Linked DNA regions of Homo sapiens: region 2 is linked to region 1. Evidence: read pairs that join two places in POLR2A ChIA-PET (ENCODE). Cell type or tissue: PC-9. All regions are shown on one strand. Region 1 holds the start of LOC124906235 (a long non-coding RNA gene). Region 2 overlaps ARIH2 (ariadne RBR E3 ubiquitin protein ligase 2).

Region 1 (5,000 bases):
GCCATCTGACCAGGGCTGAGTTGCCCAGTGCTGGAAGATCAGTGAGGGTTACTCAGGTTTTGGGCAGATACTGGTCTCTGAAAAGATGTCCCAGGTGTCCTTTGCTTCCTTGATTCCTTCCCTGGTACAAATGTTCACTTAGTGCCTACTCTATGCCTCTACACCCCTGAGTAAAGATCAGTCAGGCCTGGGGCTTGGCTTCAGTGGCTGGCTGCCTGCACACCAGGCACAGCTGGTAGGTGGCTTGGTGGAGCTAGAACCTGAGCCTCACATCTAGGGAGCCCACATTCTGGTAGCCCCAGACACTTCCAGAGCAGGAGCATGGGCCCTGCTTCCTTCCCTTGTTCCTGGGAGAGCGGTCTTCACTGGAGGACAAGAAGCACGCAGAGGAGCTGACTGGAGGAAGGGCAGCACTGCTACCTGCGGAGTGGCCTGCCGCTTCTCTCAGTTACACTTCCAGCACAAAGTTCCAGTCATTGCCAAGAGGAAGGAAAATGGTCACTCAGCACCAGGGTTGGAGCTTTTTTTATTTTTTTATTTTTTGTAGAGATGGAGTCTCCCTATATTGCCCAGGCTGGTCTCAATTTCCTGGGTTCAAGCTATCCTTCCACCTCGGGCTCAAAAGTGCTGGGATTATAAGCATATGCCACCACACCTGGCCTGGAGTGGTTTTTAATAGTAATTACAGCAGAAAATACTTAGGTAGCACAGACTCTGCCCAAGGCACTGTCCTAAGCACTTCATACACATCAACTCCTTAATCCTTATACTTACCCTAGGAGGCCAGGCCCCATTAATTCAACCTTCCTATCTAAGAGGAAACCCAAGCACAGAGAAATCAGTGCCTTGCCACTGGCCACCCAGCCTGCTGTGTTCCAGAAACCATGCTCATGACCAGATTCAGCTACTAGGAGCAGGTGACCCTGATGTGATAACACTGAGGATAGGACAAAGGCCCCCACTCTTGGCCTGCATGATCCCGTGACCCCAGCAAACCCAGAAAGGGTGTGATCCAAGGGGAGACAGCCCTGTGGAACAATGGATTAGATCAAATTGCAAATCAACAGAGTCACCTCTTGATTGCTTAACACACAAAATTTAAAAAGAAAGAAAAAGGAAGCCAGAAAAAGAAAAGAAAACACAGGCCCAGGTTTCTTCAGTTTATTAGGTGCCAGTAATCTGCAAGCCCAGTGGAGGTGCCTCCAGCCTCTACAGTCCCCTGCTGTGTGCTAATCAAAAACAAACAGCCCAGTCAGCATGTTGGGGCCTCACCAGGTGGGTCCGGGCACCTCGGAGCTGTGCAAACCCCTGCAGGATCTCCTCTGTTGGCTCCCTGGGTGCAGGAACAGCCCTATAAAACCCTCAACCTCAGTTCATTAAGGCCAAGGCACAGAAGGCAGTGATGGAGCAGGGGCTGTGGCTGCTGGTGACACTGGTGATGCTGTGGGATGACAGCAGGGTCAGGGGCTCCCTGGGGCTGCATGAGGTGCATGCCCATTCCCCAAGCCATGGCCCTATGCCACGACATTGGCTACACAGATGCGTCTGCCCAACTTGCTGGACCACATCACAGCAGCTGAGGCCATCCAGCAGTTGGTCAGCTGGCTGCTCCTGCTTGCCTGGGAGTGCCACCCCGATGCCCGCCTCTTCCTCTGCTATTTACCCCTGTATGCCTTGACAGGTAGGACAGGGGCTTCCAGGTGCAGGGCCCTGGAGGGCTCCCTCAGGGCCCTGCTCTGGTGGCTCAGGTCTTCAGTAATCCTTGCTGAGCACCTGAGCACCTATCAGGGCTGGGCGCTGACAGGCACAGAGAGGAAAATGGATCGTTTTGTTAGAGTGTTCCAGACAGAGGGAACCAGGTGCCCTTAGGCAGGAGACCATCAATGGTGGTCAAGGGCTCTTGAATGTCAAGATAGGGCAGGTGGACAAGTCGCTTCAGGCTGGGGGTTGGGGGCAGGCGGGCTGGAACCTCCTCTCCAATGAGGCGTGGAAGCTATGTCTGTCCAAAGAGACCCTGGCAAGAGATGGAGCAGAGGCCCTTCTGGTGGCCTTTTCTCCCAGAGAGTCCAGAGATCCCAAGGCTGTTTCCTCTTCCCCAGCCTAACCTATCCTGTGAACAATGGTTTCTCCCAAGAGCCTCTGGGTGGCCATGTCAGCAGAACTCAGGATCAAGCCCTTGAACTGTTTGCCAACCCCAGCCCTGGCTGCGGTGCCCCGAAGGCCTTTCAGGACAAGAGGGAGGGCCCTGTTTCCTCACTTTAAGATGGAGAGTAAAGGCCCAAGGTGCAGGCCACCTCTTGCAGACAATGGATGTCCACAGAGCCGGAGGGAGAGGTGCACTGGAAAGCTGGCAAGGCACCTGAGTGGGAGGGCGGGAGTGAAGAGGCAGAGCTGAGGGCTGAGATGTGGGGCAAGTGGGAAAGCCAGGCTACGGGGCTGTTGCTAGGCGACCAGTGTCGTTGCCCAGCAACCAGAGAGTTCCAGGCCACGAGACAGGGGTAGGAACATGGAGAGGTTCCAGCTGATCTGGGTGCTCAGCCTGTGGCGGTGCAGCCCCCGACCCTTTCCCCCAAAGGGTCATCTACCCCTCCTACAGCCTGTGCGAGGCCATGCAGGCCAGCTGCGAGCCCATCATGGCCTGCTACAGCTACCCCTGGCCAGCCATCCTGCATTGTGGACGCTTCCCCTTGGGCCATGATCTCTGTATCACTGCTGTGGCCAACAACGGCTCCCGCCTGGACCGCCCATGTGAGTCTGCACATGGCTGGTCTCCACCTTGCTCGGCCCCACCCCTTTCAAATCATTCAAATCATACAGGGATCAGGTAAACTGTACTCAATGTCACCTACAGCAGGCATCCGTCTCAAAAAGGGTAAAAAAGGGGGAAAAGTGGAGGGATCAGCCCCCTCCACCCCCTCCTCACTCCACCCCCAACCACACTGGCCAGTGCCTCGCCTTGCCCCTCTTCCCAGCGCTGCATGCCAGCTGCAGGGACTGCGAGTTGCAGGATGCAGGCTCCTCCAAGGAGGTTCTGGACACTCTCTGCACCAGTGACTTTGATGAGTCCTGGGCCTGTAGCTTTACACACCCCTTCCAAGTGCCTCCATTGCAGCTCCTGGCTCGGGGCTGAGGCAGTGTAAGAGGGAATATCCAAATGCTATGCCTGGTTGGAACAAAAAGAAAAAATTCCTTTACAAGCATAGGACATTGCTAAAACAACAAAATGAAACCAAAAATTCTGCTAAGGAAGGTGGCAGACTGATTCTAAGGGCAGAGCATCAGACAAAAGGGTTTAGTCTACTAGGTGGAGGGGACTGATGGACTAAACACTCTTGGGGGTTTAGGGAGGACTCCTAGAGGCCCATCTCCTCACCGGCCCCTCTGTTCCCACTCAGCAGTGAAGGTCAGGTTCTCCAGGACCAACAGTACTTCCTCTGGCCCCTGGGACTGCAACCTGTACTCCAGACTAGAGGTGCTGAAGACAGGACCACTGCCCCCTGCAGAGCTGGAGCCCACCCTGCAACGCTGGCTGCAGCTGGATGTCACATGTGTGTACAATCTTTTTCGAGGAAGGCACACAGGGACCTATGTGTTGAGTGGGAAGATGGAGGCCTGCTGGCTGTTGGTAACCACGGCCTATGCCTGGAGCCAGGGCCACCAAAATTTTCGACTGGCTGTGCGCCATTGGCACCCTCACCAGTGCCAAGAATAGGGGCTAACCCCGCCAGGGAGAGCCTGGGACTTTGTAGCCATGGCCTCTGCAGTGGCCATGCAAATTGTGTGTGCTTCCATGGAAACACATACAACCCTCTTTCTGCCGCCCCCCAAGGAGATTTACAAACCAGAATCCAGAGAGGCACAAGTCTCAAACAGGGTGGAAGTACACTTTCCATGGACACAGCTAGGAACTGCTTTTTGAGCAGGTAGTCCTCTGTCTGGCCAAGAGGACAGACAGGCTCCCAGGCAGCTGTCTATGCTGGGTAGGGAAAACCACCTTCTGTCCTTCCCAGGCCTAGGATGACAGCCTGGCTAGTGGCCTGCTACTACTGCCCACATGCCTCGGAACCCCAAGCTGAGTCTCCGGGCAGGCACATAGCCTTGGGCTATGCTCACCTTGGACAAGATGCTGTTTGTCGAACCCCGGACAGACTTAATTATACCTGATTAACCTTTACCGGTCCGTAGCTTTGCCAAGCAGCAGGCCTATGAAAGAGCAGGGGTGTGTGTGGCAATGCAGCAGCCTGAGCTAAATTCCTTAAAAACTCGAACTAGCCAGGCGCAGTGGCTCACACCTGTAATCCCAGCACTTCGGGAGGCTGAGGCAGGCGGATCACGAGGTCAAGAGATTGAGACCATCCTAGCCAACATGGTGAAACCCCATCTCTACTAAAAATACAAAAATTAGCTGGGCGTGGTGGCGGGTGCCTGTATTTCCAGCTATTCGGAACGCTAAGGCAGGAGAATCACTTGAACCCAGGAAGCGGAGGTTGCAGTGAGTCGAGATGGTACGCACCTGTAGTCCCAGCTACATGGGAGGCTGAGGCAGGAGAATTGCTTGAACCCGGGAGGCGGAGGTTGCAGTGGGCCAAGATCGCACCACACTGCACTCCAGCCTGGCCATAGAGCGAGATTCCGTCTCAAAAAACAAAACAAAACAAAACAACAACCTTGAACTGATACGCACACTAAAATTGTTTCTCTACTTTTGGGCCTCCAGTGTTTGTCATGAGGAGGACTATGGTCTGATGTAGCTGCCTAATTGTTTTCTTAAGCTGAAAAAGAATACATTTAGAAATCCTAAGATAAAGCAGTCATGATTTTAAAATAAATTGTTTTGTATACTGGTGGCAATTACTCATTTACCTCAAATTGTTAAGAAAAATGGATTAAAACTCTTGCTGGCCACTGGTAGTACCCCCTGCTGCCTTTGAAGAGGGTGCCAAGTCAGAAGGATACGTGGAGGATGCTCTAAGCCAGCAGGCAGATGCTGGACTGGGCTG
Region 2 (5,000 bases), 67 kb after region 1:
ACTAAAAAAAAAAAAAAAAAAAAAAGTGAGCAATATACTTCACTATGCCACACATGTGCTGAATAAGTTTTAAAAATCTATTTAAATACCTATTTAAAATCCTAGGCTCAGTGTGGTGGCTCACGCCTGTAACCCCAGCACTTTGGGAGGCTGAAGTGGGTGGATTGTCTGAACTCTGGAGTTTGAGACCAGCCTGGGTAACATGGCAAAACCCCGTCTCTACCAAAAACACACACACACACACACACACCCCCGGGCATGTGGTGCGCACCTGTGATCACACACACACACACACACACACACACACACACACACACACACACACACACACCCGGGCATGTGGTGCGCACCTGTGGTCCCAGCTATTTGGGAGGCTGAAGTAGGATTGTTTGAGCCTGGGAGTTGGAGGCTGCAGTTAGCCAACATCGTGCCACTGCACTCCAACCTGAGTGCCAGAGTGAGGCGCTGTCTCAAAAACAAAAAATCCTATTAAAAACCTATTCCTATAGTTTACAAAACCTATTCCTTTCCACCAACAGCAAAGATGCTTGAGGCTACAATCATAATATTCCTTTCTACCTATACATCTTTGACCCTCATTCCAGCCCAGAAGATAACCCTCCCACTCCCATGCCCATTGCCCTGTGGAGCCAGGACTTCTATAACCTGCATTGCCCTTCTACACCACCTTCAAGGTCCTCTGGCCTCAACACAAAGCTCAGGTAGCTCACTACACCTCCTGGACTAGATCTAGCTCAAAGTGGCCTATTTCTTTCCCCTCCTGAAGCAATGGGGTGGGTCCCTGAACAACATTCACTTCTCCTGCCCACACCCCTAACATGATGCTAAGATGAGGGCACTAGGAGAAAAAGACTCTTGACCCATCACAAACCAAAGCCAGCTCCACAGTCATGATCCTGCCTGGGCTTTGTCTGGGGCTCTGGCTGAGCCTCTTCCTGAGCAGCTTGTCAGCAAATATCTCAAGAGTTCCATGGAATGGTAATTAAAAGGACTCACTGAATAACTGAAAAAAATTATTGGCTAACTACTGCACATTTTGTAATAAAAATGCTTATGGTTACAAGAAGGACCTCTTTCATCTATAAAGACAAAATAATCTTTGTATAAGTCTCATATAAAAATACACTGTAGAAAAAGGTAACTTTGTTTTCTTTAAAGACTCATACATGATCACTAAAATTACTTATTCCCCAGAGATCCCCTCCTCCTACAACACAACACCTCACTTGGCAATCATTTCATCTCATTTGACTATTCCATTTGTGATTTGTGTAGGATAGTTCATTCTCAAATAATGCTTCTGTTTTGCCACTATTTGAATGCCAGCAGCTTCCCCACCACACTAACAGATAAGCATTTTCTCTGTTCTCTATCTTGAGCCCTTGATCTGATTTTCTGGGCACCTTCCTCTCTCAATAATGACTTTACTCATAGACTGGTCCCAGAACATATACAGGAAGTTACCCTCTGACATCAGGGCCCTCATTAAACTAAAAGCCCAGTGTCCCAGACAATTGTGATTTTTCTTTTTCTTTTTTAGACAGAGTCTTGCTCTGTCACCCAGGCTGGAGTACAGTGACACGATCTCAGCTCACTGCAAGCTCCGCCTCCTGGGTTCACGCCATTCTCCTGCCTCAGCCTCCTGAGTAGCTGGGACTACAGGTGCCCACCACCACGCCTGGCTAATTTTTTGTATTTTTAGTAAAGACAGGTTTTTCACTGTGTTAGCCAGGGCTCTCCTGACCTCGTGATCCACCTGCCTTGGCCTCCCAAAGTACTCGGATTACAGGCGTGAGCCACCGCACCCGGCTGAAAATTGTGATTTTTCTACTTAAGACACTTTACTCAGCTAACTCAGGAGGCTGAGGCAGGAGGATCACTTGAGGCCAGGAGTTTGAGATCAGCCTGGGCAACATAGTGAGATTCTGTATCTTAAAAAAAAATTTTTTTTGCAGCTTTTTGAGTCCACTTAAAAATTTTTTCTCTTTTTTTTTTTTGAGACAGAGTCTCACTCTGTTGCCCAGGCTGGAGTGCAGTGGTGCGATCTCATCTCACTGCAACCTCTGCCCGCGGGTTCACACCCATTCTCCTGCCTCAGCCTCCTGAGTAGCTGGGACCACAGGCATGTGTCACCACACCCGACTAATTTTTTGTTTGTATTTTTAGTAGAGATGGGGTTTCACCGTGTTAGCCAGGATGATCTTGATCTCCTGACCTCGTGATCCACCCGCCTCGGCCTCCCATAGTGCTGGGATTACAGGCGTGAGCCACTGCGCCTGGCCAAAATAAATTTTTGTTTAATTAGTTGCACGCACCTGTAGCCCCAGCTACTTGGGAGGCTGAGATGGGAGGATAGCTTGGAACCCAGGAGTTTGAGGGTACAGTGAGCTATGATCATGCTACTGCACTCCAGTTGTGAGACAGGGCAAGAGCTCATCTCTAAAAAAATTTTTTTTTAAATAATAATTTTTAAAAAGAGACTTCAAATCCCAAATGGCAGTAAAAGGCTTAATTTTATGCTATACTATAAATAATCCACATGCAACTGCCTGGACACAACAAAATGAGTACACAGACATGAGAATCAAGTGAAAAATTTAAGCCACTCCTCAAACTTGGATAGTTTTTACTCATAGACTAGAATTCGTAAGGCTATAATTTTCAATTACATACACACAACATTTTCTACAAGCCACAGAACTTAAATTACATTAAAAAATTAAATGTTTCAATATGCCACAGAATTGTGCAATCAGCACTACGACCAATGGGATATCAGTAGTGATCTGGGTGACTATCACTATCAATCACACTTTCAGAGACATGTGCAACAAGACAACCAGAGTAGCCGGAACACCATTGGGTAAACTAAGCACTTAAATTATTCCCTCTCATCCTCAAAAAATATTAATTACAAAAATAAAAACAGGCCAGGAGTGGTAGCTCATGCTTGTAGAGGAATTTGGGAGGCTGAGGTGGGAAGATGGCTTGAGGCCAGGAGTTTAAGACCTAGGCAACATAGCAAGACCCCATCTCTACCAAAAAAAAAATTTTTGTTGTTTTGAGATAAGGTCTTGCTCTGTAGCCCAAGCTGGAGTATAGTGGGGGCAATCTCAGCTCACTGCAACCTCCGCTCCCAGGCCCAAGTGATCCTCCCACCTCAGCCTCCTGAGTAGCTGGGACTACAGGAACATGCTAGCACGCTCAGCTAATTTTTGTATTTAAAATATAATTTTAAAAATATAAGTAAATAAAAACAATGCTAGCTTGTATCTTGCCTCAAAGAAAAAACTTTGTATATGATTCCTTCTCCTTTACTCTTAAGCAAGCTGCTTTTCTGTCCAGTCTCTTTGGTCAAGTTTCTGAATCACTTAAAACACCAGAGTCCCTTTAGGTACAGTCAACCCAACCAAAAGAGCCACAACCTTTTTTTGCCCAGCCCCAGAAAGTAAATGGTGTTAACATATTTCTCAGTGAAGTGCAGAAGGGAAAAAATAAACTCTCAACATCTAAATTTTTGTGGATTATTTTCCTCTTTGCTCCATTTTCTCTTTAACCCTTTCATACTGTTTCAACTCTCTTCCTTCTCTTATTTATTCCCTCATCTCTGCTACAAGTTCTTTTTGCTCTTACTCTTCTCAGTCTTAAAGGCCAGAACAATGCCCTTTCATTTCATTTCCAACAGGAAACAAAATGTATCAGGGACTAGGAAATCTAGCTCACACCCACAGCAGCAGCTGCTACTATCACCAACAATCAACAAAATCCACAAGTATCCAAGCAATTATTCAATACCTACTGTAGATGAAATAGTGTGACAAGAATGATGGAGGAGATAAGGTACAAGACAGTTATTGCTCTCCAAGAACTGACAATCTAGTTGGAGAGATCATGCCAAAATGTGTGAACAGGTAAAACATAAAGCAGTCAGAAGACTGCAGTACATAACCTAAAAAAATAAACGAGCTGTATTCTTTGGACACAGACCAAAGAAGGCATGGCCACTGTGCTCTAGGGTCTCTCAAGGAAACTCACTCAGAGAAAGCATGAGCTAGACTCTGAGGACTCCTAAGGGCAGTAAGAGATGAGGCGGCGAAGGGAAAGCTTTCCAGGAGGCTGACCATGTATAAGAAGGAAGAATGTAAAACAGTAAATTTTATGTTACATATATTTTACCACAATTAAAAAACAAAAAAAAAAAGGAAGGAAGGAAGGACGGACGGACGGACGGACAGGTGCTTGGGCCCCTCAGCTGTCTCTAGCAGGGCAGAAAAAGCCAGCACAGAGGCTTGACAATCTGAGAATTCTTGTGTATAGACAGGAACATCCTCATGAACTTGGTCAACTGACACTGTCCAGAGCATGGTTACACACTACATAATTCCTAATATTATTTTTTCTAACCTAACATTATGAACATATCCTTTTCTTATTTTAAATACCAACATTGTATATAACCTGACAGTATGACTAAAGCAAAAGAAAACTATTGATCAACAAGGGAGAGGTGTGCATGGTGAGGAAGAGAAACCCGATTATTGTTTTCTACCAGGGAAATGCCCTCTGGAGGCAGGGGTCCAGCAGCTTTGTTATAGCCATAGTGCAGAAATCCCAAACCCAGAGGATCCATAGGTCCTCATTCTTCAGAGTTTTCTGCTCAGCACAAGACAGGAAGTCTACAATCACTTCTAGAAATTAGTCACACAAAAAAAAAAACAACTTAGCTTTCAGCTTCCAGCCAGTTGCTAATAAAGACCTGAGTATCTAAATTCAAGGTATTAGCCTTTGCCAACCATCTGGGGAAAAAAAAAAAAATCCCTAAACTAGTAGATAAAGCAAATTTTATAGAAATCATACAAGGCACACCTTAGTTATTTCTGTTTAAGTTCCAATAAAATTTATTTGGTTGACATCATGCCAAGGTGCCCTTTTGACCTCCAATTTAATCAGAAACAAAATCCAAGTAACAATTCATGAAA

What was found. Peaks named below come from ENCODE experiments on the same cell type or tissue, not always from the same donor. Only the 100,000 strongest peaks of a DNase experiment are listed, where the experiment ranks them.
Region 2: POLR2A ChIA-PET joins it to region 1 with 11 read pairs; 7 of 35 experiments call an interaction of 5 or more read pairs at or near these places.

Annotation. Positions count from the first base shown.
Region 1 is chr3:48,995,930-49,000,929 of GRCh38, reverse strand. The region is part of intron 2 of P4HTM (prolyl 4-hydroxylase, transmembrane); the gene reads right to left. LOC124906235 (a long non-coding RNA gene) reads right to left here and starts at 4,345. Exons shown (of 2, transcript XR_007095904.1): 1 at 2,258-4,345; 2 at 1,147-2,014. In PC-9, no CTCF peak of the experiment used is centred here; no DNase peak of the experiment used is centred here.
Region 2 is chr3:48,928,567-48,933,566 of GRCh38, reverse strand. All of the region lies in intron 3 of ARIH2 (ariadne RBR E3 ubiquitin protein ligase 2), which reads right to left. Among named protein-coding and RNA genes, the nearest start is that of ARIH2OS, 12 kb to the right of the region's middle. In PC-9, a CTCF peak has its summit at 445; no DNase peak of the experiment used is centred here; H3K27ac peaks cover 396 bases.